2 separate regions of the Mus musculus genome follow, and region 1 is linked to region 2. A link is a loop called in an ENCODE intact Hi-C map of the cell type or tissue named here. Cell type or tissue: gastrocnemius. All regions are shown on one strand. Region 1 overlaps Pcgf3 (polycomb group ring finger 3). Region 2 holds the start of Gm34204 (a long non-coding RNA gene).

Region 1 (4,000 bases), 57 kb before region 2:
TCTAAGAAGCCTGGCTCATGGAACCTTACTTTTGGACACATACTCAGGACACATACTCCCCTTTCCATCTGCCTTACCAACTCCCACCCAGCCTGGTCTGGTTCCCACTGGGAACTAGGCACCAACTTTCCTTAGACTGTTAAGCATATACAGGGTGATCTTAATATTTCTCAGGAACTTATATGGTTCCACTAGCAAAGTGCCAATACTTAAAGATTTGAATAATTTATTAAATACTGACTTAAAAGCACCAATTAACTTTACGCTCAAATCCAACTGGCATTTGGATTTTTATTATAAAGCAAACAAAGCTAGATGTTTATCTTAAGACTATCCACCATGTTTTTTCTTAGGCCCTCTGTCTAATTCTGTTCTCTTCCACATGAGCCCTAGACATTTTCTAGTATCTCTTGTACTCTTTTTTTTTTTTTTTAAGATTTATTTACTTTATTTATGTGAGTACACGGTAGCTGTCTTCAGACACACCAGAAGAGGGTATCAGACCCCATTACAGATGGTTGTGAGCCACCATGTGGTTGCTGGGAATTGAACTCAGGACCTCTGGAAGAGCAGTCAGTGCTCTTACCCGCTGAGCCATCTCTCCAGCCCCCTCTCTTGTACTCTTTTTTTTTTTTTTTTTTTTTTTTTTAAAAAAAGCCTAACATATACATTGTCCCATTTTATTTTATTTATTTATTTTTAGATTTATTTATTACATGTAAGTACACTGTAGCTGTCTTCAGACACACCAGAAGAGGGCGTCAGATCTCGTTACAGATGGTTGTGAGCCACCATGTGGTTGCTGGGATTTGAACTCTGGACCTTTGGAAGAACAGTCGGGTGCTCTTACCCACTGAGCCATCTCACCAGCCCCCTCTCTTGTACTCTTAACTAACAGGTCCATTAACCAGGGCTGATGAAGAACCTTTTCAGCAACCATCAGAAAATGGTCCCTTTCTGGGAAAACCACCTAAGGTAAAGTGTTCTGTAAGGGAAAGCTTGATAAATGAACCTCTGGATTGTATGGTGGCCTGATGCAACTACTCACCATTTCGGGGATCTAAGTGCTGTTTTGCTGAGCACGCCTCCCCCTTGATGTCACCTGGTACCTCCATGCCCAGTTTGTGATAGAATTCCCTCTGTTTCCTCATTTCCGCTATTAAGAATGGAGACAATTTTAATATTCAGTAGGAAAGGACTTAAATAGTAAAACTGCTCACTAACATCACATGAAGAAACTAGCAGATGAGATGATGGGTCTGAAGGACGCTACTAGTCAGAAAATAAGCACAAGTCAGGATGGGAACCTTAATGACCATGCTGCAGATATTCAAGAACATATTCAAGAAGGTGGGAAGAACTGGTGCAACAAGACAGGCTCTTGAGCTGTAGGGATACTGCTCAGGACTCTGACCTAACCTTTTCAGCCCTCTAGGATGGTATGGGGATATTCATCACCTGGAGGAGGACAGATCCTAGGGAGGCAGTTTGAGGAACTCTTCAGAATATGGCAGACCCTGAGGAGGGGGCTCCGATACTTTTCATGCATCATCAGTGACAATGTGGCTGCTAGTAAACTCCTATATCCCACATACCATTTTGGCACAGGCAGCTTAGACATCTACACATGCTGCCGAGTGCTCCCACTGTCCCTGTAGCCATGATGGTCACAAGCTGCCATCAAGTAAAGAAGAGTTCTCACTAGGCTGAGGGTGGGAGATACACCTGAATGACAAGAACAGATCCAGAACAACCATGTACCGAAAACCTGTATTTGTGTGCCAAGGTCACTTGGTCACATCACAGACTACAGCAGTATCCAGTGGCCATGTCTGTCTTGTACTGAGTGAAGACTGCCCCCAGTGGCTGTGGGCAGTAGTGGCCATGAAAGAAATGCAAGAAAAAGAGGAAACAGAAACCTCCAACCTACAGAGAAAGTTTATTCTTGAAGGCAGACACCTAGTCATGAAGCTACCCAGGGCTTCAGATCACTGTGTTCCTAGGGATCATTAGCCAACAAAGCCGCATGACCTGTCCTCAGATGGTCAGCATACCCTCACTGGGTAGACCAAGCTGACACCTTGTACTTAGAGGAAATAATCAATTACAAGAGATGAAAACAGCTTCTGACTTAAACAGCAAAAGCCCCATCCATGAGACTAACATTCAGACCCAAGTGATATGCATGTACCAGATCCTGCCATTGCTCAGCATATACCAATGGCAAGGGAAGCTTAAAATGATTTATTCAAACCAAATATCTGTAAGTTACTCTGTAAAAGATACTTTACATGTAGTGAAACAAGAAATGCTTTGTTAAACTTTTCTAAATCTTACTTTTTTTTGAGACAGGGTTAACTAGCTGGCCTGGAACTCACTGTGTAAACCAGGCTAGTCTCCAACTCACAGAGATCTTGCTTTTGTCTTCTGAACGCTGAGATTAAAAGCATGTGCCATCGTGCCAAGCCTTATTAAACTTTTCATCTGCTTATCTGTTTTTCCTAAAGACCTGGAACCCTTAGAACCCTAGCATCTAGCCTGAACAGATGCTTTACAAACCCTAACCGTACAAGTATGAGGCTGTATAAGCTGTGTATCTGGTCAGAACAGGACCCTTCTACAGTGGAGGGAAGCAAGGGCTCAATCAAGAAGATGGCAAAAGTATCAGCTAAAGATGTGTTTGGCCAGAGAAATGATTCAGTGGTTAGAAATGCCTGCCACCAAGCCTGACAATCTGAGTTTGATACTGTGACCCACAAGTGGAAGGAGAGAACTGATTCCTGCAAGTTGTCCCCTGACTTATATATCCAACCACAGCACCATATACCAGGACACAGACACATGCATCCCCACATGTACACATACATACACAAAATAAATAAATGGAGAAAGAGAGGTTCCCATATACAATTGTATGGAAGGCAGCCCCCAAACCAGAGCATGGAACAGTTTCTGACAAAGGGAAGCCACCCAAAGTGGCCTCAAAAACAACTGTGACCTGAACACCAAAAGCCCAGAGATCAATAATAAGGAACTCACCAAAGGCAGAAATAACTCAGCTTCTGACACCACGATTACTGCCTACTTCCTTAACTCTCACTTAGCATTAATTAAAAAGGATAAAAACAAAAACAAAAACCCACCAGTATATGGCTGAGTTAAATGTCCTCTGAAGGCTCATGTTTAAGGTTGCCAACTCTGGGGCGGGTTCTTGGGAGGTGACTAGATCAGGAGAGTCCTAACTTCCTAGGACGGTCTGATGACATTCCTGGGAGGCGTAGAAGGCAGGGCCTAACTGTAGGAAGTAGGTTCCTGCATGCTTCTGGAGAGTAACTGCTCCTAGGCCTTCTTGTCTGCTTTTACTCCTGTGTTTCCTGGCCACCATGATGTAAGCAACTTTGCTCTGCCATAACCTTCCATGATCCTCTTCTGCTTCACTATGACCCCCAAATAATGGGACCAAAGGACCATGGACTTAAAATCCTAAAACTCTATGACAATCCTAAAACTCTATGACAAAATCACTTCTCTCGGTTGTTTGTCACAGAAAAAAAGTCTAATGTGCCCAATATTAGGTATATACAGGCACAGAAACACTGCCAAGCATGTTGGCACAGGCCTATTAATCCCAGCACTTGGAAGGCTGATACAGGTGGACTCAATGAGTTCAAGGCCAGCCAAAGCTGGATAGTTAGACCCTATCAAACAAACAAACAAACAAACAAACAAACAAAAACCCACTAAAACAAAGAAACAAACAGATACAGAAACATTAATTGGAATTGTTTGGGCATTATACATCTAAATATATCTAAAATACATTAGAATTTAGCCATTGTTAGTAATCTATTCTAAAGGCAAGCAGATCCATGTGTAAGGATATCTTACTTGTAAACTGAAGAATCACAAACAACTTAACTGCTGCATGACCACACTTGGAGCTGAGCCATTTAAGTGTGGTCTTTAGTACGTGGGTCTCCTCTGTCCAGCAGATATTCCT
Region 2 (4,000 bases):
AGAACTTAACGACTTGGCAGTTCATCGGTGCCTGACCAGCTAGTGGGAACATGGCTGCTATCATGTTCTTCAGGTTGTATTGGGGTATGCCATTGGAGACAGATAAGACTCAGGCTTGCCAGGTAGTGGTGGCGCACGCCTTTAATCCCAGCACTTGGGAGGCAGAGGCAGGCGAATTTCTTAGTTCAAGGCCAGCCTGGTCTACAGAGTGAGTTCCAGAACAGCCAGGGCTATACAGAGAAGCCCTGTCTGGAAAACAAAAAAACAAAAAACAAAAAAAAACAAAAAACAAAAAACAACAAAAAACTAGGTATCACCTTCACAGATACCTAGTAGACAAGTTGTAGCCATTTTCCTGAAGATGGTGTGCCCATTGTGGTTAAAGAGGCCCTCTGAGGCAGAGATATTTAAGGTGAGACCTCAAGGTGAGTAAGGACATTTTAGGAAATACACTTAGTGCTTCTGAGGGAACAGTCATAAGTTTTGGGACAATTAGCAGGGCAGGTTGAGGTGGGTGTTGTGGTTTCCCCCATCAAATAAGGGTGAAGATCACACAAATGTCCCTGTGTGATCCCTGCTGGATTCAGTCCATTCCCAACCCACTCTGAGCCAGTCCACCCCAGCCAACATGGAATACCTCTGCTGCGCACCTTGTATACGAAAGTACATACGAAGTCAATGAAACCAACTTGCAGCTTAGGGAGCTCAGCTGCTTTGTTCCGGTCCATCATGGGCTTGTAAAGAAAACACAGGCAGATGACATGGGTGCTGTCTCTCCCTATGAGACTTTGTTTGCTGCAAAGACCTATTTCTTGCTTAGTCTATGCCTTGCCTAAAGCCTGCTCCAAACAGTTCTTCACACTAGCCAGAGCTGGCTTAGAAGATAAGTGGTCAGAACAACCCTTTGTAGTTCCCAGTTCCCATGTATGTAGATGCCATCTGTGGTGTTAGTGGTGGGCCCTAACCCTAGCTGTAACTACCTCATTGTCTATCTTGCCATGGACTACCACCACTACTCCCTGCCTTTCCCTAGGCTTGCCCTTCTCTGACTTGACCTCCCTGGACTGGCCTGTCTAATGGATGTACTCTGCAGCCACATAGACCCTAGGTGCTCCTGCTGAGCTACAACCCCAATCTAACAATTTTTTGTGATTTCTATTCTGCAAGATGCAAAATTACCCATAGTCATGCCAAAGGGCCACACAAATCAAGGCTAAGACTCCGGGACCTTAAATTCCTGGGGTCTGGAGCGCTACCAAGCATTCTAATACATATGCCAAGATAGAATATTCTGGAAGCAACACTCACAATGGGCTGTTGATCCAAGACAGTCCTCTCCAAGTCCCCCTGTTCCCAGAACTCAGCAGCCACCAGAAGAGCAACCTAAGCACACACAAAAGTTATAGTGGGGCTCCATGTTCAGGAGCAGTAGGCCCTCCCCTCAAGGTCCTACAGGCAGTGTTCATATGGCGCCTCTCACTGCCGTACCCAGGGATGACTTCAAAAACCAACACCATTTCCCTGTAGCTCCCTAGGTACAGACCCAGGATGGCCTGCGAAGGGCTATTCTGGGTCCAGATGGTCATCAGTCCTGACCTTGCTCTGGACTTCCCAGGGTTTGGTGATAGCAGACAGGTCACATGCAGTCATCATCATGGCCCTGTGGACAGACAGACAGCAGACTACCTGTCCTTCTGAGCAGAGAGTAAACATTTTCTCAGCAGCTCTCTGGGACAGTCCTAGGAAAGGTGCTGGTCCCAAGTCACCACCTTGTAGGTGAAGAAGGAAAGCTGAGCTTGAAGCAAGTGGTGGTCAGGGGTGCTAAGGAAGATTCTGGATTCAGTGGTGAGGCCTATGAACCCTTGTGCCGTCTCCGGTCCCTGGGATTAGGGAGGTCTGCAGGGCTAATTGGCCAGCAGTGGACCTGCTACTTACATGACTATCTCCTTTCGTGTGGTCTCTAAGGATAAGTACTCAACCCAACTCTTCTTATCTTCATAGTTCTTAGACTCATCCACAATCTTCTGGAACATTGTTCTCTTCCTGACCCCAAGAAGGAGGGGAGGAGTAGGTGACAGACTGGCCATGGTTATCTATGTCTACTGAGGGCTCTGCCCACACCTCCTGCCTCTGATGCATTCTTACTTGAAGTAGAGGGCCAGGTCGGTGGCAATGATGGCAATGTCCATGAGGTGGATCACATGTTCATGCTGCCGCCGGTTCAGGTTCTGATAGATGTTCAGGCTCTGTGGGGACCATAAGTTGGTGTTGGGTTGTGGCAGAGGTTGTCTGTGGTACTCTTGTTTTTGACTCTCAGGGCCTACTCTGTCTAATCCCCTCACTCGAACCTTGCCTTCACTTATGTGAAGATCAGTCTTATGGCCATCCCTGCCTTCCCTTGGTGTCTACCCTCTGTCAGTGTCCTGGGTCAGATACCTTTGCCCATTTCCATGATCTGTTGTACCCTCTAGTGGCCATTCCTAGCTACTGCCTCCATGACTGCAATTCTGCCCCATGTGGGAACATCTCTAGATGTGAGCCTGTCCTTTAGCACCTCACACTGATAAATCCATGCTGCCCAGGACCTCCTGCTTGTCTACCACAGCCCAGAGGAGAAACAACTCATAACCAAATCAGGAACAAACCTCCTCTGCCAACAGAAACTTCCCAAATTCCAGGTGGTGCCTTTCCAGAATTGAGGAGCCATGTAACTTGGCTAGAGGATTCTGCGATCTGTTGTTTATTTTATTTAACAGGGGAACACAACAAAAGCAATGTTAGAAGGCAGTAGGATGAGGTCTGACCCATGTGGCACTGCATCTTCAAGGTGGTCCATCTCAGTACTGATTGCCAGACTGCAAAGACTCACCCTAAGGACGCGTGATTTATGGTTTACCATGCCCACCACAAGCCTGCCCTCCCCACAGCCTACTTCATCTGGTACAGGTTGTTGGTGCCACGGTGGTCGATGTCGTGGCACAAGCCAGCTGTAACCATGGCGAAGGCCTCTAGGTCAGTGTAATAGCTCTTCAGTTTGCCTGTCTGTGGGAATAGATCCAGTCCTGAGTCCTGTCACTGGCCCAGCTCTCTGGCTCCAGAAGGCAGTGGTTAAAGGGGATGTGGGGTGTCCCAAACCCATCCCTTTGCCCACCCAGGTCCCTTCCACTCATTGCTAGGACTGGATACACACAATTGGCATCCTTGGGCCAGAAGATAGTTAGCTGTGGTCCTTGCCCCAGCCCTCTGATTCATCTAGCCCATCCAATTTACATACGTACCATGAGTAGGGTAAACATGGTCTGGGCTACATTGAAGCCGTGGCGCCAGTTGTGGTAGGTGATTCTTCGATAGGCTTTGCTGACAGAGAATAGAAAGCGCACCAAGACCTGGGGAGCAGAGTACATGTGGGTTCTGAGATCCACATATGAGCCTACACAGCACCATATCAGAGCCTATCCAAGCCTCTCATACTGCTTGCATTAGAGTCTGTTATACCTATTTCTCCACTTCTATCTTGTTGGTCTCAGAGCCCTTGTTCCTTGTTCTCACTGGCCCCTTCCTGTTTGGGAAGGGCTCTCACACCAGAACAAAGAACAGCCCTTGGGAATTTGATGCCTCTCTCTTCCCAAGGTTCAGACTCACAATGGAAAGAGGACCCCTGGCATGTGAGATCTTTTGAGAAAGCAAAAACCAAAACCAACTAAATAACCAACCCAACAACAACAACAACAACAAAAAAACCCATTGGTTTAAGGCCTGAGTGTTTGATTCACATGTGGCCTGTGAGCAGAAAGGTGGGAAGCCTCAACATTTTCTTCAACAAGAGGATGCAGGCTAAGAGAACCCTTTACCCCTTCCATTATGATATTTAGGATCAAATAATTATTTGGAAATATTTTTTATCCCAATGGCTTTCTTTCTGTCTGTTTCCCTTAGCATTTAGTAAAATTTCTTTCAGAAATATCAGCCTGTTGCTTCTGTTTTCTGAGGAGCATGAGAG

The links. Hi-C counts contacts between places; a loop is a spot of excess contacts. Peaks named below come from ENCODE experiments on the same cell type or tissue, not always from the same donor. Only the 100,000 strongest peaks of a DNase experiment are listed, where the experiment ranks them.
Region 1: a loop joins it to region 2, with 2.5 times the contacts of the local background. A loop is called at or near these places in 1 of 42 quality-filtered maps.

The regions. Positions count from the first base shown.
Region 1 is chr5:108,483,296-108,487,295 of GRCm38, reverse strand. It overlaps Pcgf3 (polycomb group ring finger 3), which reads right to left. Exons shown (of 11, transcript NM_172716.5): 7 at 1,049-1,156. Among named protein-coding and RNA genes, the nearest start is that of Pcgf3, 24 kb to the right of the region's middle. In gastrocnemius, a CTCF peak has its summit at 1,881; a DNase peak (open chromatin) is centred at 1,862.
Region 2 is chr5:108,425,840-108,429,839 of GRCm38, reverse strand. Pde6b (phosphodiesterase 6B, cGMP, rod receptor, beta polypeptide) reads right to left here. Exons shown (of 22, transcript NM_008806.2): 13 at 3,279-3,386; 14 at 2,933-3,042; 15 at 2,646-2,733; 16 at 2,146-2,246; 17 at 1,936-2,043; 18 at 1,597-1,660; 19 at 1,309-1,383; 20 at 651-734. Gm34204 (a long non-coding RNA gene) reads left to right here and starts at 624. Exons shown (of 3, transcript XR_880561.2): 1 at 624-3,012. In gastrocnemius, a CTCF peak has its summit at 2,481 (motif pointing left); a DNase peak (open chromatin) is centred at 2,468.